Regions from separate parts of the Homo sapiens genome. Here all the other regions are linked to region 1. Evidence: chromatin contacts called from ENCODE Hi-C or POLR2A ChIA-PET data. All regions are on one chromosome and are shown on one strand. The core of a region is the stretch at or near the end of the contact, and the rest is flanking DNA. Distances in the headings are between cores, read along the strand shown. Region 1 holds the start of FBXO5 (F-box protein 5). Region 2 overlaps IGF2R (insulin like growth factor 2 receptor). Region 3 holds the start of RAB32 (RAB32, member RAS oncogene family). Region 4 holds the start of MAP3K4-AS1 (MAP3K4 antisense RNA 1). Region 5 holds the start of TCP1 (t-complex 1).

Evidence for each region. Hi-C counts contacts between places; a loop is a spot of excess contacts on that map. ChIA-PET counts read pairs that join two places held with the same protein, here RNA polymerase II (POLR2A). Pooled maps may share reads with other maps.
Region 2: a loop to region 1 is called in a map with no recorded cell type, with 22 times the contacts of the local background. The contact joins the enhancer-like site here to the promoter of FBXO5 in region 1. A Hi-C loop is called at or near these places in 2 of 37 single-sample maps with no recorded cell type and 6 of 50 pooled maps.
Region 3: a loop to region 1 is called in a map of ascending aorta, with 27 times the contacts of the local background. The contact joins the promoter of RAB32 here to the promoter of FBXO5 in region 1. A Hi-C loop is called at or near these places in 1 of 168 maps with a recorded cell type or tissue (ascending aorta) and 5 of 50 pooled maps. POLR2A ChIA-PET finds 5 or more read pairs at or near these places in 1 of 52 experiments (endothelial cell of umbilical vein).
Region 4: a loop to region 1 is called in a pooled map, with 12 times the contacts of the local background. The contact joins the promoter of MAP3K4-AS1 here to the promoter of FBXO5 in region 1. A Hi-C loop is called at or near these places in 2 of 37 single-sample maps with no recorded cell type and 4 of 50 pooled maps.
Region 5: a loop to region 1 is called in a pooled map, with 33 times the contacts of the local background. The contact joins the promoter of TCP1 here to the promoter of FBXO5 in region 1. A Hi-C loop is called at or near these places in 1 of 37 single-sample maps with no recorded cell type and 10 of 50 pooled maps. POLR2A ChIA-PET finds 5 or more read pairs at or near these places in 1 of 52 experiments (CD4-positive, alpha-beta T cell).

Annotation. Positions count from the first base shown.
Region 1 is chr6:152,981,523-152,985,249 of GRCh38, forward strand. It overlaps FBXO5 (F-box protein 5), which reads right to left and starts at 1,519. Exons shown (of 5, transcript NM_012177.5): 1 at 1,335-1,519. The coding sequence starts at 1,437. RefSeq lists silencers at 953-1,022, 1,503-1,822 and enhancers at 1,853-2,072, 2,363-2,482, 3,013-3,112.
Region 2 is chr6:159,980,749-159,984,808 of GRCh38, forward strand. All of the region lies in intron 1 of IGF2R (insulin like growth factor 2 receptor), which reads left to right. Among named protein-coding and RNA genes, the nearest start is that of IGF2R, 14 kb to the left of the region's middle. RefSeq lists enhancers at 1-221, 1,054-1,103, 1,114-1,223, 1,414-1,583, 2,331-2,570 and silencers at 2,449-2,743, 3,749-4,043. Within about 2 kb of position 1,308, at least 28 of the 41 ENCODE cell types and tissues checked have a DNase peak (open chromatin) inside an H3K27ac peak, as active enhancers do.
Region 3 is chr6:146,541,418-146,545,509 of GRCh38, forward strand. It overlaps RAB32 (RAB32, member RAS oncogene family), which reads left to right and starts at 2,416. Exons shown (of 3, transcript NM_006834.5): 1 at 2,416-2,704. The coding sequence starts at 2,455. RefSeq lists a silencer at 1,990-2,369.
Region 4 is chr6:160,990,993-160,994,707 of GRCh38, forward strand. It overlaps MAP3K4-AS1 (MAP3K4 antisense RNA 1), which reads right to left and starts at 1,350. Exons shown (of 1, transcript NR_174962.1): 1 at 1-1,350. MAP3K4 (mitogen-activated protein kinase kinase kinase 4) reads left to right here and starts at 777. Exons shown (of 27, transcript NM_005922.4): 1 at 777-1,091. The coding sequence starts at 940. RefSeq lists enhancers at 213-272, 293-362, 315-1,184 and silencers at 453-782, 1,245-1,539, 1,453-1,582.
Region 5 is chr6:159,788,129-159,792,213 of GRCh38, forward strand. It overlaps TCP1 (t-complex 1), which reads right to left and starts at 1,474. Exons shown (of 12, transcript NM_030752.3): 1 at 1,277-1,474; 2 at 1-15. The coding sequence starts at 1,340. MRPL18 (mitochondrial ribosomal protein L18) reads left to right here and starts at 2,339. Exons shown (of 4, transcript NM_014161.5): 1 at 2,339-2,511; 2 at 2,812-2,998. The coding sequence starts at 2,460. RefSeq lists enhancers at 672-1,336, 1,337-2,000, 2,257-2,436, 2,467-2,526.

The DNA of each region.
Region 1 (3,727 bases), core at 269-2,768:
TGAAAACTACTTGGAAGTAACATATATGTATTTTTAATTTCATCTCCTCAAACCTGTAAACTGGGGAAAAAATTCCAACAGGCAGTCATTTCTTTCTGAGGAGCAAGGTAGTAAAGACAATTAGAGTTATCAAAAAAGAAAAAAAAAAAACCCTCATAAGGCCATCAAGCTTCAGAATTTCGATGGTAGACTGACGATCCAGGATCTTCTAGAAATATATTTAATCTATTAAAATTAAAATTAAGTATTTTTTTCTAGAGTTCTTTTTTAATAATAGAGTCATTACAAAATAGTACAATGCCGAATTGCTAAATTTTTTCATTTTGGGTTATTTCTCAGGTAAAAATAAGTGCATATAGATTTTATTTAGAGGTAGCAACAAAGAGGATAAAAATAAGCATTTGAGTGCATTCCATTCTCTGCAAGCTTTGAAATAAAGGACTATCTAATTCTTCATGAGTTATCGGGAAAAAGTCACCAATTCTTCGATTCTTACAAAATCATCTTAATACTATGGACAAATTCAAGGTTCGTAGTAAAAATTGCTTTTTTTAAAGTCTTCCCTTTCCACTCCAGGCCCTGAGACTGGGTTAACGGGCAAAGGGAGAAAAAATTGGGAAAAAGTAACGTTTTTGTTTGGATGTCCCAGTTGAGTTTGGTCCAATGAGTTGGGGGGGTGTCTCTCCATTTGGCGGGAGTGGGGAGGGAGACCCTGGAACTCCTGAGGGATCGGTGGGGCTGCCCCTCAGGGCGCGGGACACGCGGAGGAGGCGGGAGATAACCGCGAGCGCGATCTCCCGCGCCCGCCAGCAAGGCTGGGACCGCGAAAAATCGGGGAAACTGCCTTTGGCTGTGAGGGTGCGGGGCAGATGTAGAAAAGGGGCGCAGGGGGAGAAGGTGAGGCACCTGGCCAGGCCCTGGGGGCTTCTCGCTCGCAGCCCTGTCACCGCCGGGGGCCCCGGGGTGGGGGAGGGGAGGGGCATTTGGCGCCTATTCAAGCAGGGTGGGGTAGGTGGGTCTTCCGAGGAGGAAAAAGGGCGCCCTGGGATGCCACGACCCGCACCTCCCGGGGCTGGAGTCCACGGTCGGCGTGGGTGGCGGGACCCCGCGGCCCGCCATCCCGCCCCTGCACATCTGGCTCTTCTGGCTTCCCCCCGACACCCAGCCGCCCTCCTCCCGGACCCAGGAACCGCTGCCGCCGCCCGAGGCCGGGCGTGTGGCATGGCCGCGCGTCCAGGCTCCGAGGGACGTCGGGTCAGGGTCTCAGGCTGCGACCCTCCCCGTGCACCCCTCCTGGCGTGCGCGCCCCCCTCGCGACCGCTCCCCTCACTCACTATCCGAGGGTCGAGGGCGCCCGGCGGCTGTCACTGCGCTGGGGCTGGCGCTGCAGGAGCAGCGGGGTGGCCGTAGGGCGCAGCTGCAGGGGCGCCGGCTCATGCCAGCCGACGTGGAGTCTGCCTCAGGTGGAGGAACCGCTCCGGGGGCAGCTGAGCAACCTGCCTGCTTCACAGACCTGTATCTCTTAAAAGGCGCCAGCTGGTACTTTTAAAATCTTTGAATTTGGTGCCTAAATCCGCGCGGTCCAATGAGACGCGTCGCTTGCATGCGCGCACCAATAGGAGGGCAGTGGGTGGGGGCGCCCTCGTCCGCGCCCAATTGGAGGCTGCCGAGGCGGGGCCGAGCCGCGAAGCCCAGCCCCCTTCCAGCTTACCGGCTCCCCACGTCCGGAAAGATGCTACGGCCGGGGGCGGGACCTCCGAGCACGGGGAGGCCGCGGCCCGGCCACACGTGTGGAGGGTCTATCACGCATGCGTGCGCCCGCCAAGATTCCTTCCGCCGTCTTCTGGACCGGCCTCCTGCAAGTCCTAATCTCAGCCCAAATTCAGCGCTGGCTTCCATCTGGAGATCTTTGATGGGTACAAATGGTAGCCGACTTTCTTCGATCATCTCTCGAACGGGAGTTCGGTGAGCAGCAACTCGGCTCGTCCGGGAATCCAGACTTTCCGGAAGACGGACCCTCCCCCCAGTCCAGCTTAGCCCGCCTCTCTAGGATTTACGCGCGCGCTCTGCTCTCCCTCCTAACTCGACCCTCCCCTTGACCCACGCCTCTGCGCAGGCGCCTTGGCGGGCTGTGGCTGCGGAGTTGGCGGGTCGGCGCCTGCGCACTGGAGTCCCCCGCGATTTTTTCCTCCGGGGTGGGCGAGGAGGCTGTGCGGCCTTCCCCAGCGGCTGTAGCAGGAGACCTGCGGCTGCATCTCCCAGGGCCTTCCGGCGGGGCCGAGGGTAGGACCGAGGCACTTCTTCCTTGCAAGCGCGTTTATTTGTATTTTCAACCACACTTCAGACGCTACTGGTTTATAGGAACGTTAAGTTTACTGAGTGTGCAGCTACGCTCCCCTGGGTTTTTGTTCCTTTCCTTAAAGGGCCAGGTGTAGGAGACAGTAGTCCTGCTCCCAAAAAAAGAATAAATAGAAGTGCCCGCCCTCTTGGGCTGGACCCCCGTGGCCAAGGGAGTTTTTAGTGATGGCTGGCATGGACGTCAGTATGAAAGTGTACCGGAGTATTAGTGATGCTTAACTTTTCACAATTTGAATATGCACTTAAGTAGGGCAGTGCATTCCCTGAACTCAGCTTTATGGCTACAGCCCAGTGAAGCAACGGGATGTGAACTCCAAAACGGCGAATCCTCCTTTGCTGTTTCCCTCTGGTGCCTTTCTGCAGCCTCGGAGTGAGTTCTTGGCTGTAGTCAGTTTTCAGTACCGTTAGTGACGAGTCCGGTGGGGCGCGGCCAGGATTAGGATGAATCATACAAGTGCTGGGTGGATCCTGTCTTTACCTAAAATTTTGATAATTAGTTGTGGGGCGCGGCCAGGATTAGGATGAATCATACAAGTGCTGGGTGGATCCTGTCTTTACCTAAAATTTTGATAATTAGTTCATCATGGGTTTTTTGCCTTTTTCATTTTTAAAAATGTTAAAATAGTGTCACTCTTGATGACTTAAATTTTTTTCATCCCCGTAAACGCACCTGAGGCCTGTGCTTCCTTGCCTCACCCTAACCTGGCCCTGGGGCTAGATCCTGGAGATTCAGGGTTGAAAAGACAAAGTCCTGTCCTTTAGGGAGTTTACAGAGACCAATGGGAAAGAAGTTGACAGTGAACAATTTCAGAACACGAAAGAGGATATGAAAGAATGTAATCGGGGGTAGAGAATGCAGATTAGTATAGGTTAAGGATTTTGGATGGTCAGGACGCTTTCTGAGGCTTTGAACCCAGATGCGTTGAACTGGCAATGCAGGGCTGCATAATAAGCAGAGGGAATAATAAGCAGAGGGAATGCCTGACTACGACTTAGTGAACAAGAGAGAGAGGAGATGAGGTTAGAGAGGTAGGCAGAAGCCAGATCCTGTGGGACCTTGTAGTTTTTCCATGCAGAGTTTAGACTTTCTTCTGATTGCAGTGGTTAGCTGTTGGAAGGATTTTGGCAAGGTAGTTATTTGTTGATAGAATATTGAAATTATAATAGCTTTTTTATGTAAAAAAAAGAATGTAAATGTTAGCCTTTCATTCTCACAATAGGTTAGCATTATTTTCAGTGTACAATGGTCGTGCTTCTCAGTGTGAGTTAATTCTCACTGTGGCTACCAAAACCACACAGCTAGTAAGCGGAGATTCGAGTGCCCGTCTGCAGGATTCAAAAAGTCCATGTCCTTTCCTCTTATGCTATG
Region 2 (4,060 bases), core at 58-2,557, 7.0 Mb after region 1:
TTTCTGGGACCTTGGTGACAGGGAGAGTAGGGGGCTGAACATTAAGGTCTGAATTCTGCGCTGGGGGCTGGATTGTCCTTAAAGGCGGTTGGCCTCAGACATCCACATGGCAAAGCAGGGAGTTTAGCCCATCTACAACTCTTCTTTATACATGAGGAGCAAAGTATGAGACCGCCCAGGTAATTGCTCTGATTGGAAGAAAATCATCACGGAGCAGGGTTTAGGGTTGAAATACTGGCCTGCATCCTGTACTGTTGAGTTGATCTGAGCCAAGGATAGCAGAGAGGACCAGCCATTTTTGTGGTAGCTTTCTGTTGTGGAGGGCACTTGCCCACCTCCTGGGAACGCCACACCCTGGTGTGTTTGCCCTTGTTCTGTTTCCCCTGCTGCTCTTCTGCTGGAAGCTCTGGACTCACCTGTCTCTGTTGTGGATGGTGCAGGGCGGGCAGGCCAGAGTGGCATCCTTGTCCTGAGAGGTCCCAGGAGGCAGTTGAGTGTGTATGTGTGCGTGAGTGCGTGTGTGAGTGCACGAGTGTGTGAGTGCAAGTGTGTGTGTCTGAGTGTCTGTGAGTGCAAGTGTGTGTGTCTGAGTGTGTGTGTGTGAGTGTGTTTGTCTGAGTGCGTGTGTCTCTGTCTTCATCAGCTCCTAGGAGATGCCTCCGGACAGGGGCCTGCCCGTCTCTCCCTCCAGTTCCTTGCCAGTGTCATGTGACACTCCTTTCAGAGGGCACCCCCCGCCCCCAGCCAACTCACCTTTTTTTGTAAACTTAGTTTTTAAGCAGTCCAACTCTCTCTCTGGATTCAAATGAAAGCTTTAGATCATAGTCTGTTTCGATAGCTCTGTGTTCCTGGTGGTGGTTTTCTCCTCACAATGACCTTGTAGGCTAGCTGAGTTTTGTCGAGGAAGTTGAGCTGGGAGAGACTGGCTCACACAGCTTGTTAGTCAGCGCTGGGGCAGGAATCTGGCCCAGGCCCTTCATGGCACCTTTCTTAGGGTAGCGTGCCCCCTCTCTATTCCAGGTGACCTCTGTTACGCAGTCCCCATTGCCTGCCCTGGTTCCCTGGGCTCTGACATCAACTTAGATGTCGTGTTTGACTTAGGGCTTCCAGCCGGATCCCTCTCCATACACCGGGCTTCCTTCCAGACCCTGCATACCTCTCAGGGAAAACCAAAGGCTGACGTTTGGCATTTCCCTGCTTCTATTTATTTGTATTTGTCGGCCCTGTATCTTTGTCCACAGCTTTGTGGGTTTGTTAGAATAGGAAGTGAAGTACTTCCTATATAAGCTCTGGCCATGCTGTGTCAAACTCACGTGCTTCCCCAGCCTTCAGCTCGGGGTAGGAGTCTTCATGCAAATCAGATTGTTTCTCTTTTAGTGTAGGCAACAGCAAGTTGTTGACGACAGTGGTTACCTTAGGCTCTTGACATTCTGCTCCCAAGGTCCAGTGTGGGAACCCTGCCTCCTTGCTCCTCTTCCTTGCTGTTTTTTCCCTTTCTCCTTAGTTAAGGAGACTGGTCTGGATTTCTGAAGGTGACTGTGCTGGATATGTATGAGCTGAAACACTGTCTGATACTGTTGAGGGACAGTAGTGAGCCAGGTGATTTCTTGAATACTCTGTTAGAGGACTTGCGTGCATGTCGAAAGTAGGAGAATCTTTTTTGGATGTTCAGGTTGGAAACACTTCACATTCTCTTTGTCTCCAACATGTTAGATTTGTTGCTTGCTGTAGACTCAGAGAAACATTTCTCTAGCTAGTGACCATGTATCTTGTTATGTGAATTTCACTTATGTGTCACCAACTGGGTTTCTGTCTTTTAAGGAAACCAAATTACAGATTCACACGTGCCTACTTTTATTATTACTGATCCCATCCTGCCTTTATCTTGCTTTATTAATTGCAGGCCAGTAGTAAAATGTTTAATAGTTACATGACCATTAGCATAACCCCAAGATTCACAGGGACTGAGGAAACTAAGATATATTTTAAAAGAGTTTGGATATATGGCAATAAATGAGGAAGGGACAGAGTGATACTTCATGGAGATGTTTTGTGTTGAAGGGAAGGAACCCAGTTTTCTAAGATTTATTTTCTTTAAGAGATTGAGCATACCATATATTTTGATCATAGAATTTTACATACTTTAGATGCTAGCTGTTTTTAAAAGGAAAGAACTCCAAATTACATCTTGCAAGCTATTGTGGTTTTGCAAGCATTGAGTGATGGCATATATGAAAACTCTGAGAGGTGTCATATTAAGATACCAATGTCAGTTTAAAGATATTCTATATCTGTATCCCTATGACATTGTATTTTGAATTTTTTATTTTTCATTTTTGGACAGACATTTAGAACTCACTCAGTGGAGATGGCTCTGCATCTCTGTTTTAAGCTTTTTGAACTCTAGGCAGCTGTGTCGGCCTGGGGCTACATTGACTTCTTCATTGCAGCCCCTCGATTGGTTTCGTCTGGACCAGGGTGGGTTTCGATTGCGGCCCTTGCTGGAACAGTAGCAGGAAAGTAGAAACACCTTCCTGTCTCTGGGTTAACCAGCTGACAGTCTGTTACTTGTGTGCTTCCTTCTAATTGGTAATCTGCCAACACCTTTCAGGATATTATGAAATTTCAAGCAAATGAGGTTAAAATGGAACCTCTGTACTTCTGAACAGGCGTGGACTGACTGCAGTTCTCCAGGATAGTTTCAGCAGAAGCAGTGAGATTACAGTCAGGAGCAAAACAGTATCTGAGCTTTCTTTATGGGAAAGATTCCGACTGTGTGCTTGGTTTATATGGTTAAATTAATTGCCCTTGTTAAATTAAAAAAATAGGGTATGTTTCTGCCACAGACTTTGCTTTAAAAGCAGAGATCTTCTAAAGTCATTTGCCTTGTATTTGACTTCTGCTGCTCCCCGTTTCCTGCTGGGCCTGATGGTTTGATTGTAGAATGTTTCTGAGTTGTGTCACTGTTGGACTCTGCTGAGCTGAGTAGTCTCATTAAAGGAGAGTGTGCATCTGAGTTGAGGAAGACAATATAGATGTGGACCTTGTTTGTAGAGTTCACAAGCTGCTTACATAGAAATAGCAAGGACAGTGCAGCCAGTGGGAAGGAGCCGGCTGAGGGACTTGATATTATTTCCATGGAAACCAGTTGGGTATGGGAAGAGAGGTTGTGGAAGGCAATGCTCTGGTGTTTGGCAATTCACACTGTGCAGAAGAGAAAGCAGAACTGGACTGGGAGTATAGAGTAGCAGAAGTTTAAGCTTGGGGAAGAAGTTGAGCAAGGAAAAGCATATGATCTGTTGATCAGCATGATGTGATGTGGTCTGAATCTTCAGACAGTTCACAGCTTTTTCATAGAGGCTGTCCTCAGATGGGTTCAACCATTCTGAGAATTCTGCCTTTACGATATAAGTAGTATCCATGACATTAAAAACGAGAAGAGAAGCGTTTTGGCCAATGACGGACTGCATAAACTACAGTCTGCATAAATGACCTTGGTCCTAGAAGATTAGGATGAAGCTGAACAATTCTTATCACCTAGTGATGCTGTAGCCATTGTAATGTCGTAGCACAATGCATTAGTCACATGTTTGTGGTAATACTGCTGTAAACGAACCCACTGCGCTACCAGTCTTATGAAAGCGTCCAGTCAGGTCCTAGGCCTTTAGGTCCACTCACTCACTGACTCACCCAGAGCCGCTTCCAGTCCTGCAGGCTCCATTCATTATAAGTGCCCTAGGCAAGTGTGCCATTTTAATCCTTTATACCATATCTTTGCTGCACCTTTTCTACGTTTAGATATGTGTCACATGTTACAGTTGCCTGGGGTATTCAGTGCAGCGTCATGCTGTGTGGGTTTGTAGCCTGGGAACAATAGGACATACCATATAGCCTAGGTTTGTAGTAGGCGACACCATCTATGTGTGTGCAGATACACTCGATGATGTTTGAGCAGTGACAGAATTGCCTCATGACACATTTCTGATGACGTATCGCCATTAAGTGAGTGACTATAAACCAGTCCCCCCATCAGCAGTTACACTTCCTGAGGTTTCAGTTA
Region 3 (4,092 bases), core at 1,166-3,665, 6.4 Mb before region 1:
TGATGTCAGCTCCAGGTGTTTCTAAATATTAAGGTGATGGGGTGCATCCCTCAACTTTATAGATAGAGAAAGCAAGGGGCTGTCCCCCATGTTTCTTCTTTAAAATAAAAACCCACAAGTCTACTACTTTCCAATCAATTTCCTATGATTTATCTTAGAGCATTTACATCTAATCCAAACACTACCAGATGAAGGTTGAAAAAGGATTGTTAGGGAAGTAAAGTAAGATGGCTTCAGAGTCCCTGTGTCTTCTTTCTCAAACTCCTTCCATAATTTAAATGCTAAAGCATGATAAGGTTTTTAATAGACTATTTTGTTGTGTGTGTGTGTATATATATATATATCTATATCTAAGGTATACGGCATGATGCTTTGATATACATAGTGAAATAGTTACTAGAGTTAAGCAAATTAACAAATTAACATGTCCATCATCTCACATAGTTACACAATTTTTTCTTTTCATTTTTTCTTTTCTTTTTTTTTTTTTTTTTTTTTGAGATGGTCTCACTCTGTCGCCCAGGTGGAATACAGTGGTGCGATTAAGCTCACTGAAGCCTGGACCTCCCAGGCTCAGGTAGTCGTCCCACCTCAGTCTTCTGGGTAGCTGGGACTACAGGTGGGTGCCACCACACCTGGCTGCAATTTTTTTTTAATGGTAACAGCACTTACAGTCTACTCTCTTAGCAAATTTCCAGTTTAAAATACAATATTATTAACTATAACGCTCATGCTACATTAGATCATTAGGACTCATTCATCCTATATAACTGCAACTTTGTACACTTTGACCTGCATCATTCCGTTTCTTCCCTGCCCCTGGTAACCACCACTGTTTCCACGTATTCCGTGTGTGTGTGTGTGTGTGTGTGTGTGTTTAAGATTCCACATATAAGTGATATTGCACAGTATCTTTCTTTTTGTGTCTGGCTTATTTCGCTTAGCATAATGTCCTCCAGGTTTATCCATGTTGTTGCAAATGTCAGGATCGCCTTCTAAAGGCTGAATGATATTCCATTGTGTGTGTGTGTGCGTCTGTGTATATGCGCGCGTGCATGCCTATGTATGTATTACAATTTCTTTATCCATTCATCGTTAACAGACACTTTGGTTGTTTCCAAATCTTCGCAACTGTGAATAATGCTGCATGAACTTGAGAGCGATTTCTGAGATCCTGATTTCATTTCCTTTGAGTATACACCCAGAAGAGGGATAGCTGGGTCACTGGCTTTAGCAACGATTTTTGCAATATCACACCAAAAGCCCAGGCAACCAAAGCAAACCTAGATAAATGGGACTTCATCCAACTAAAATGCTTCTGCACCGCATAGGAAATAATCAACAAAATGAAAAAACAGCCTATAGATTGGGAGAAAATATTTGTGAGCCATATATCTGATAAGGGGTTAATATCCAAAATACATTACGTTCACAGAACTCAGCCAAAATAAATAAATAAAACACCCAGTTAACTAACGGGCAAAGGATGTGAATGGACTTTTTTTTTTTTTCCAGAGGAAGTACAAATTGCCAACAGGTATAAGAAAAGGCGCTCAAAATCACTAATGAACAGGGAAAAGCCACTAGGTATCTCCTCACACCTGCTAGGATGACTGTTATAAAAAAGATAAGCGATAATAAGTGTCGGTGATGTGCGGAGCAAAGGGAACCTTGTACACTGGTGGTGGGAATGCGGACTGGAACAGCCATTATGGAAAACCCTACGGAGGTTCACTCAAAAAGTTAAAAACAGAACTACCAGCCCAGTGTTATCCGTCCTTCGTTAAGTTCAAAGTCACGGTGCCACTTCCTTTCCCATCTAAAGGGGACTGCTCGCGACCCAAGCCAAGGCCCGCAAGTGTGGCTCTCCCTGCGGGGAGAGTAGGGCAGGAGGTGGATTTCCAGGCCAGAGGCTTCCAGGCTGGGCCCGGACCCCACGCCGACCCCGGCCCCGGGGGGGGCTCAGCGACCTCGGCGCCTCCTCAGGCCCCCAGTGAACCTCCGGGGCCCATAAAGGCTCCAGGCCGGCTCCCCGGAGGCCCACCAGCGGGCGTCTGGGCCTCCCTCCGCGCCGCGACCGCCAGGAGGCGCCGCCCGGGAGAGGAAGTCCAGCTGGGCCCGGCCGGGCTTCGGAGGCGCCGCCCGGGAGAGGAAGTCCAGTTGGGCCCGGCCGGGCTTCAGAGGCGCAGGGCGGGAGCCGCCTCGCGCAGGGTCCTCCCCAAGCCGGCGCCAGGCCCTGCCCTCGTCCGGCCCTGCCCTCGTCTGGCCCCGCCCGGGCCGCGAGCACTGGCGGGTTCTGGGTCCTGTGACCGGTCAGGCGGCGTCAGCGGGCGCGGCGGAGGGCTGGCCGGCCTCGGGGGAGTTTCCGCGGCCGCCGGGGGCGCGGCGGCAGAGCGCGAGGCCGGGCAGGGGGCCAGACTCGGAGTCGAGGCGCGCCCGACAGCCGCAGCGCTCATGGCGGGCGGAGGAGCCGGGGACCCCGGCCTGGGGGCGGCCGCCGCCCCAGCGCCCGAGACCCGCGAGCACCTCTTCAAGGTGCTGGTGATCGGCGAGCTTGGCGTGGGCAAGACCAGCATCATCAAGCGCTACGTCCACCAGCTCTTCTCCCAGCACTACCGGGCCACCATCGGGGTGGACTTCGCCCTCAAGGTCCTCAACTGGGACAGCAGGACTCTGGTGCGCCTGCAGCTGTGGGACATCGCGGGTAAGCGCGGCCGCGAGTTTCCCACTCCAGAGCCCCGCCGGGCCGCCTGGCTCCTCTCTGCTTCTTTTCTTTTTCTTTTCTGCCTGAACTCGTCTGCCTGGGTACCTTTAGGAGAAGAGAGAGGCCCAATCCAAGGGCGAGATGCGATGGACGCGGTCGGCTGGACTCGGTGGGGCCCAGAGGATGGGATGGGCAGTAGGAGTTGGAGCAGGTCCTGCACGCCAGAGCTCGCTCTCCTGAAGGGAGGCGAGGAGGCCAGGGGGCCTTTTCCAGAAGTTTGAACTCTGAATAATGCAAGTATATCATACATACACCAGGACTAGTTGAGAAGGCTGCTTTGGAGCGGGCCGGCGCCTCTCAGCCTCAACTCAAGTTCAGAGGGATTGGGTGACTTAACCCGAAGCTGCACTCCTAGTTAGTGACACCACCAAGACCAAAAGCCAGGTTCCTTTCCAGATCATTTTCCACCACCCGCCTTGGCTCTGAGACTGGCCTTTGTGAGGGAAACTCCATTCCTCAAATACTTTGCTCTCATCGGAAGCCGAGGACAGACACTCCGTGAAGATTTGGGAAAGCTTTTCTGAAACCTTACACTCACCCCTTCCTCTCTTGCTAAACCAACACCTAGTCCCATCCCTGGTGCCCTCGCCCCCCCCCGCCCCCCCCCCACTCCTCAATACAGTGTTTCTCTGCCATTTGCTTTCATTTGTTCTGTTTGAGGGGGTACATTTCCCTCTGCTCTGATTTATGAACACTTGAACTTTGCCTGGTGTGGTGGTTGGGAGTGGGCGTTTTAAAGATGATGTTAACTATTGGAAAGTTCATAGAAATGGTACCAAGCCAAGTGCCAGTGGCTCACGCCTGTAATCCCAGCACTTTGGAAGGCCTAGACTGGAGGATCGCATGAGCACAGGAGTTCGAGACCAGCCTGGGCTGTTAGTGAGACCCTGTCTCTACAAAATACATACATACATATATACATACATACATACAAAAAATTAGACAAGTGTGGTCGTGCGTGCCTGTAGTCCCAGCTACTCAGGAGCCTGAGGCAGGAGGATCACTTGACCCTAGGAGAGGTCAAGGCTTCAGTGAGCTGTGTTCTCACTGCTGTACTCCAGCCTGGTCAACAGAGTGAGACCCTATCTCAGAAAAAAAAAAAAAAAGTACGAAAATTACTCTGTTCAATCATTACAGGTGTTAAGAAGCACAGTCTGCAGTACAGCATTAGAATGGGAGCTGGTTTAGGGTTAGAGGACACCTGAGGCCACCCTTCATTCTACAGTCCCTACACTGAAGCCCATGGAGGGTATAGCTACCTGGCTGGTAGCAGAGTGGTTGGGGGGATCACAGGTCTACTGTCTGTCTGCCAGGTAGTGCTCTTGTCA
Region 4 (3,715 bases), core at 100-2,599, 8.0 Mb after region 1:
TACTTAATTTTAAAAGATTCTGGTTTTGGATTAACTCTGGATTTCACCCTATGGGAAATTTTGTAAATATTTCCAACTTAAAAAAAAACTGTGAAGCCCCAGCGCTAAGAGTAAACGATGCATTGGAATTTCAACAGGATTTCTGTAACTCTGAAATAATCTTTAGCATTTCTTCTTCCCCCCATCCCCTCAGTGTAGGAGCATTCCAGTCCAAGTTTCTGGGAGATCGCTATCGAATCTTATGACACTGGGGTGAGAAGTTTTGCCGGGTTGAAATGAGGGGGTCACTTTAATAATCTGGAATTCCGGAGACTTTATGTCAAGTCTTAAAAATTCGAGCCTGTGGAAGGCTGCGCTGTCAAGAGACCGGAGTTGCGAGCGTCTGGGTGACGTCCGTCCTCCTGGAAGGTGGGATCCGGGTGGCAGGTCCCTGGGCGGCGACTCCGGCCGGGCTCATAGCGTCGCGCCCGCCCCGCTCATCGGCCCTACCCAGCGTCCCTCCCAGACCGACGACCGCCTGGGAAGCCTCGAGCTCCCAGCCCGCTGCACAGCCCGGCTCCGCTCCACAGTCCCCCACTGCCACCGGCCGGGGCGACACCGGGCGAGCTGGCGAGACCCGGCTCCAGGACCGAATCGCGCCGACACTTGACGGCGCTCCCCGCCCCTCCCTGCCGCCGTCTCCGCCCCCGTCCGGTCGCATTCCGGCGCCCGCCGCCGCCGCCGCCACCGCCGCCGATCTGGGAGGCTTGTCCCTCGCCGCCCACCGTAGCCCCGGCGCTCGGCCGGTCGCCGTTTCCAAGATGGCCGCGGCGCGCACGGCTCCTGCGGCGGGGTAGAGGCGGAGGCGGAGTCGAGTCACTCCCGCACTTCGGGGCTCCGGTGCCCCGCGCCAGGCTGCAGCTTACTGCCCGCCGCGGCCATGCGGGGCTCCGTGCACGGATGAGAGAAGCCGCTGCCGCGCTGGTCCCTCCTCCCGCCTTTGCCGTCACGCCTGCCGCCGCCATGGAGGAGCCGCCGCCACCGCCGCCGCCGCCACCACCGCCACCGGAACCCGAGACCGAGTCAGAACCCGAGTGCTGCTTGGCGGCGAGGTGAGTGTGGCGGCCGCAGTCGGTCGCTCGCAGAAAGCGGGGCGGGTCCTGGCCCGAACTCGGTCGGGCCCGAGGGCCTCTGCTTCCCGCCAGGTGGGGAGGGAAGCATCCAGTCTCTGCAGGCTGGGGCGGGAGGGGCGCGGTGCATCCCTGGGTCCCAGGGGACCGCGTCTGAGTCTGTCCGGCGACTCCTCCCGGGGTTGCAGCTCCGCAGGGTTCCGCTCGAGCGTGTTGCCGGCTCCCCTTCCCTTGTAGACTCCCCCAGCTCACCCTCAACGTTGCGGGGGCTGGGAGCAGAGTGCGGCTGCCTCCCCTGCCGCTAGCTTCGGAAGAGTGGCCTCACTGAAGTGCCTCTCATCATTACTGAACGAAAGTGGTCCCTCCCCTCTGCCCTCATTCGAGTAAAAGAGACATTCGGAAATCGAGTGCGTACTGGCTATTTCCCCGCGTTCTCCTCCTCCTCTCCTTTTGCCCGCTCCAGAGAATGCCTGTCATCTCTTCCGTGAGAAATTGCACTTAGACTATGCAGACAGATACGTTGCTTTCCTGTTCTGAGGGCCCCTTACTGTCCTTTAGTGCTAGTATTGTGCAGATTGTTGCTCACACGTGCACAAAAGTAAGGATTCATTTGTCTAAAACTTTGCTACTGCAGGAAGCTCTAAGGTGGAACTTCGGTAACCAAAGCATTTGTTGCTTTTTCTTCCATACTCTATTAACTTATTTTTATGTCTTTATTTTTTTTTTAATTGAGAGAACAAACTCACCATAACTGAGAATTTCCCTCTTTTTACGTGCCTATGTTTGTATGTTCAAATGTCCTCTTACTCCCTGTCCTTTGCATCCCAGAGTAAACTTGCAAACTGCTGCCCCCTGTCCCCTGTAATGAAAATACCTCGGCAGCTCCTCTTGGCATCTTATGGTCTTGCTCTATGGTTCTAGGAATAAGGCAGTAAAGTGTCCTCTTTTTCCTGCTTAAAGAAAATTCACACCTGTAACTGTAGTTAGAACTGAACACAGGAGCCATATTCTTGCTTGTCATCATTCAGTTGGCCCAAACAAATTTGTTTTATTTTTATAAGCTGTGAAGAAATTAGTTGCCTCTTTTAATTCTGAGATAGTTCTGGGTACTTCTAAGGAACAACTTCTCTGAATAATGGTACAGGGTGTAATGAGAATTCCTTTGGTTCCTTTTGAATACATCTAGTATTTTTAGAAATTTTGTCAGAAAGTTTATTATAAATTTGTTAACGGATCAGTTTTCGAGCAATTTTGATACCTTTTTCTTTAAAATTAATAGTGAACACTTAACGGTTAAAATAGGCCATTGTCTTTATTTCTATTAACCCATTTAATCTTTTCAACAACTCTATGAGGTAGGTCCTGTTATACTCTCTTTTTGACAGATGAGGAAACTGAGGCACACAGTTTAAGTATCTTGTCCAGGGTTTCACAGCTGGTAATGAAGAAAGGTCTGGCTGCACAGCCCATGTCTTTAACCACCATGAAGAATTCATTATCCAAATGGGCGGATCAGAAATTAGAATTCTGTATAACCCTACTCCGGAAAGAAATGGACATGAGCATTCTTAGGTAAAAGCGAGAAGGGCAGAGAAATGAAAATGTGCTGCAAAAATGACTGCTGCTTCAGTGGTAAAAAAAAAAAAAAACTTGACTTTTCAGTCAGGCTTCTGTCTGTGTTATAATAAAAATAGGTCAGGATAATGGGTTTCATCCAACTGTAAGTGAACAGCAGTGTACGGAACAAGAAGATCTCAATATTTTTCTTAGCAACATTGCAGTTAATTTTACAATAGAAAAATCTGTAAAACAGATTACTTGACAAAGCTGTTGTTTTCTCTTTTTTATGTCCTCGTTGTCACCACCTGCTCTTCAATACATAGAACTGACCTCTGACAGAATTACTGTAGATCTTTGGTAAAAGATGTAGGGGGTCTATCCAGTTGTTCATTTGAACTTTTTTTTTTAACCATTTTAGAGGAGCTCAGTGTACGTGTTCAAAATGTGTGAAATGCCACCTCTTTTTTTTTTTTACAATTTTCTTTTTTATTTTATTTTCAATAGTTTTTGGGGTACAGGTGTTTTTTGGTTACATGGATAAGTTCTGTAGTGGTGATTTCTAAGATTTTGGTGCACCTGTCACCCAAGCAATGTACACTGTACCAAATATGTAGTCTATTCCTCACCCCGCTCTGAGCCTTCCCCCGAGTCTTCAAAGTCCATTATATCATTCTTACGCCTTTGCATCCTCCTAGCTTAGCTCTCACTTATAAGTGAATACGATGTTTGGTTTTCCATTCCTGAGTGACTTCACTTAGAGTAATGGCCTCCAGCTCCATCCAAGTTGCTGCAGTTGCCATTATTTCGTTGTTTCATGGCTGAGTAGTAGTCCATGGTGTATATATGCCACATTTTCTTTATCCACTCATTGGTTGATGGGCATTTAGGTTGGTTCCATATTTTTGCAGTTGTGAATTGCGAATTGCTGCTATAAACGTGTGTACATGTGTCTTTTTCATATGATTAGTTGTTTTCCTTTGGGTAGATACTCAGTAGTGGGATTGCTGGATCAAATGGTAGTTCTACTTTTAGTTTTTAGGTTTTTT
Region 5 (4,085 bases), core at 224-2,723, 6.8 Mb after region 1:
AAGCTGCAGCCATAACTGTAGACAATCAATTAAAAATAAAAAAGAAATGAGGATAAGCCACAACTCTGAAAGACAGTAATTTCAGCCTAAAGGTAAATGACATCCAACAGCCCCCGTATTTCCCAAATCTACAAATCTGTGTTAATTATTTAAAAACCACCTACTAAGAGTGTAAATGGGGCCAGACACTGTGGCTCACAGGTGTAATCCCAACACTGCGAGGCCGAGGCAGGAGGATCGCTTGATGCCAGGAGTTTGAGACCCCTTTGGGCAACATAGCGAAACCCATTTCTACAAAAAATAAAAACAAAGCCGGATGCGGCGGCGCGGACCTGTGCTTGGAGAATGCAGTGAGCTATGATGGCACTCTCGTCTGGGCGACAGGTGGGACCCTGTCCCTAAACAAAGCGAGCCTATTTGGCACAGCTTTGATGCGGGGTGGAATCTGATGGCGGGGAAAAAAAAAAAAAGTAATAACCACCAATTTCATGCTCTGCCACTTCGTACAGCTATACCAGCCTTTTCCTTCAGATTCTGCAAGTTTTTTGCTCATTAAAACTCTCTTTATCTGTGAGGAGAGAAATCGGTAGTCAACGGGGAAGGTGGTGACTTTCAGATTTGTTTACGAAAAAAATTAGGAATCTATCAAGAAACAGTAAGCTCTGTAGGTATCCAAAGGCCTGACAGCAAACGCTCTGCTAAGTTAGCGCTGCCGTCTCCTGGGGTCAATGCACTCGAGTGGCGTTTCCTGGGCTAACTCTACTGTAAGAAGCTGTCAACCCGGATACGGCTGGACGCCGGACGCCCGACCTCGACTGCAGCTGCGGGCGGACAGGGCACCGGGCTCATCCGAGGGCGCGCGGATGGACCTACTCTTTTTCTGGTAAATGGTCCTAAAATAAAACCTGGCGTTTAACATGGACACTCAGGGGGTCGCCCTGAAACAAAAGGGGGTGCGAGGCGTGGCCCGCACGTGCGAGCCCGGGAGGCCCGCTTTCCCGCGGAGGGCGCGTTTCCAACGCCGCCCCGGACACCACATCCACGCGTTGCCGGTCTCAAAACCCTGCCGCGCGCGGCGGGGCTCCTCCTCGCTGTGGGAAAAGTGGGGCCACAGCGCCCTGCCCCAGAGAACGGCGGGTGGGCTGGGTCCGGCTGCGGGGCCCCGAGGCCCTTTCTGCGGAGGTAAAGGAGAGAAACGAGGGCAGCCGGGGTCCGGTCGCGGTGGGACTCGGCCCTCCCCGGCCGCAAACCCGACCCAGGCCCGGCCCGCCCTTACCGTTTTGGGAGCGGATCGTTTCCCCAGTGCTGCGGTCACCGAACACGGACAAAGGCCCCTCCATCTTGACGGCAGCGATACACGTCGAATTCTGCTTACACCGCGGGCAACCAGTATCGCGGCCCCTCGGCCGACCGGCGACCACAGCAGTGGCTGCGACGGCGTGGAGCGTACCCGAGCGATGTCCCAGGAGCTACTGGGTAACACACCACCCCACCCGCTTCCCGGCTGCCCCGGCCCGGCCGCGGGGCACGGCGGGAAGGAAAAAGAGGCAGGGACAACAGGGAGAGAAACAGGACTGTGACGGAAGTGAGGCTCCGGGGAAGGGGCGGGGTCGGCATTTTTGTCCAATTAGATAGCCGATGGGAAGGGCGCGAAAGCGGAGAACGGAAGTCGGATGTTGGACCGCTGGGAAGAGGTTGAACCTTCGCCTCAAACGATGTTGCGCAGACGCAGTGGGCCATTCTAGTGCCTTCTAGAAAAGGTTGTAAGAAGGGTGGAGCTTGGAGCTGGGGTGTAACTGGAGGGGCGGGCCCTTCTCCAAGTTAGAGTTGGGGTTCTGAGCGAGTCGTGCGTTTTAGGTTTAGTGTCTTTTCCTTGTCCCTGCTCGGGGAGCGTGAGGCAGATCGGCCGGCTTTGCTCCAGGCCTCAGGAGTGTAAGTTTAAGGGCGCGAACCTGGGTGGGACGGGGCAGTTTTTCCAGCGGGCCATACGGGAAAATTTTTGGTTCGAGGAAGACAACCACCCTTTTTAAGGAGAAAACTGCATCTTGCCCTGCCTTATTCCTACGCGGTGCCCAGGTGGGGTGTGTGTGGACCAGTCGATGACCGCCCAAGCTCTCCGAGTAGAAAACCCAAACATGGTTTTGTGGGGTGTGTGCCTTTGACCCCGGACTTAAGCAACAAGCGTGGTCTTGGGCGTAGCTACGAGGTGGTTGGTGGGCTCCAGGGCCTGCGTGCCCCTCGACGTGAGCGATGATTGGCGATGAAGGATAACAGATCGCCTTCTCGGCCACTCAGTGGCAGGGGACTTGCTACTTCCGGGTCGGTGGCGTCTGGCGTGGAGAGTTTGGGGATCTACAGCAGCCAAAGGCTTGTCCCTGACTTTATATGGCTGCTCCTGGCGAGCGACTGAGTCGTCCGTGAGGAAAAAGAGGCGAGGCTTTTCCGAGATCGTCTCAGCGATGGCGCTTCGGTCGCGGTTTTGGGGGTTGTTCTCGGTTTGCAGGAACCCTGGTAATTAGTCTTGCCCCCCTTCTCCCAGCTCACTCGCCTGGGCTTGCACAGTACATTGGAACGTGCGGGTTCTATTTTGTATTCGACGTGCCGGATCGAAATAGAGCTCGCGGCACTGCGAAGACCACAGTAGGAAGTTAAGGACGGGGTCAGTGCTGACTCCACCCTGTGGGCATACGTATTTTTCGTCCCCTCGGGCCTAAAGATTGGGGGTGTAAAAGCGGATAGACGTTAGAGCGGGTTCGTGCGCTGTCCATATCCGTCATTTTTAAGCCCTGTGCGGTTTTTCCCGTTGCCCAGGGTGCAGGTTCGCAGCCCTGTCAACCAGCTCCGAGCCGGCAGCGAAACCTGAAGTGGACCCTGTGGAAAATGAAGCTGTCGCCCCAGAATTCACCAACCGGAACCCCCGGAACCTGGAGCTTTTATCTGTAGCCAGGAAAGAGCGGGGCTGGCGGACGGTGTTTCCCTCCCGTGAGTTCTGGCACAGGTAATTAAATCTGCTTGTGATTGACAAGGGCAGTGCACCCTACAGACTATTTTCATTCATTCAACTCCAGGCACTCTCCCAGGTAGCTGCCATGCGGCGGGTAGAGGCAGGGTTCGCGGAGGGGCTGGAACAAACAACAAATAGGTGTGATGGGGGCTATTTAAAGAGGATGTTACAGTAGCGGACAGGATACCTGCCTGTCTGAGGTGACATTTAAGAAGGTGAGATCTGAAAGAGGAAGAAGCCTAGTCATCTGCCAGAAAGAGCAGTCCTAGCAAAGGAAACTGCTGGGGTGAGGAACTGAAGGGCTTGTGGATCTGAAGCTCAATGGGCAGAGGATGAATGGCCCAAGATGAACATGGAGGGGTAAGGAGGCGACAGATGATTAGCTTTGTAAGTCAAGATGAGCACTTTAGACTTTCTTTTCATTATAGTGGGAAACTACGAGAGGATTTAAAGCTTGAGCCCGAATTGGTTTTTCAAGATCATTCTGGCTGGGCGCATTGTCTCATGCCTGTAATCCCAGCACTTTAGGGAGCCAGCCGAAGAAGCCGGATCATCTGAGGTCAGGAGTTTGAGACCAACCTGGCCAACATGGTGAAACCCCGTCTCTACTAAAAATATAAAAATTAGAGGGGCGTGGTGGTGCACGCCTGTAATCCCAGCTACTCCAGTGGCTGAGGCACGAGAATCACTTGAACCCAGGAGGCGGAGGTTGCAGTGAGCTGAGCGCCTGGGCGACAGAGCAAAATTCTGTCTCAAAAAAAAAAAAATCATTTTAGCTGCTTTTTGGAAGATTAAATTTTTGAGGGAGCAGGACTTGAAGAAAGACCAGTTAGGAGTCTAGTATGACTTGAGATACTTTGTTATAAAGGTGGTTGTTTAATGAACACTTACATTTGCCAGGAATTATGCTACTTGCTTTATATGTTTTTTCTCATTTAATCCTTAAAATTACATCATGAAGCAGTTATAATTTCCCCCATTTTACAGGATCAAAGAAATTGAGGTTTAGGGAGACATGATTAGTAAGTGCCAGAGCTAAGATTTACATATGTTTTAACTGACCTCAGAGCCAGGACGCTAG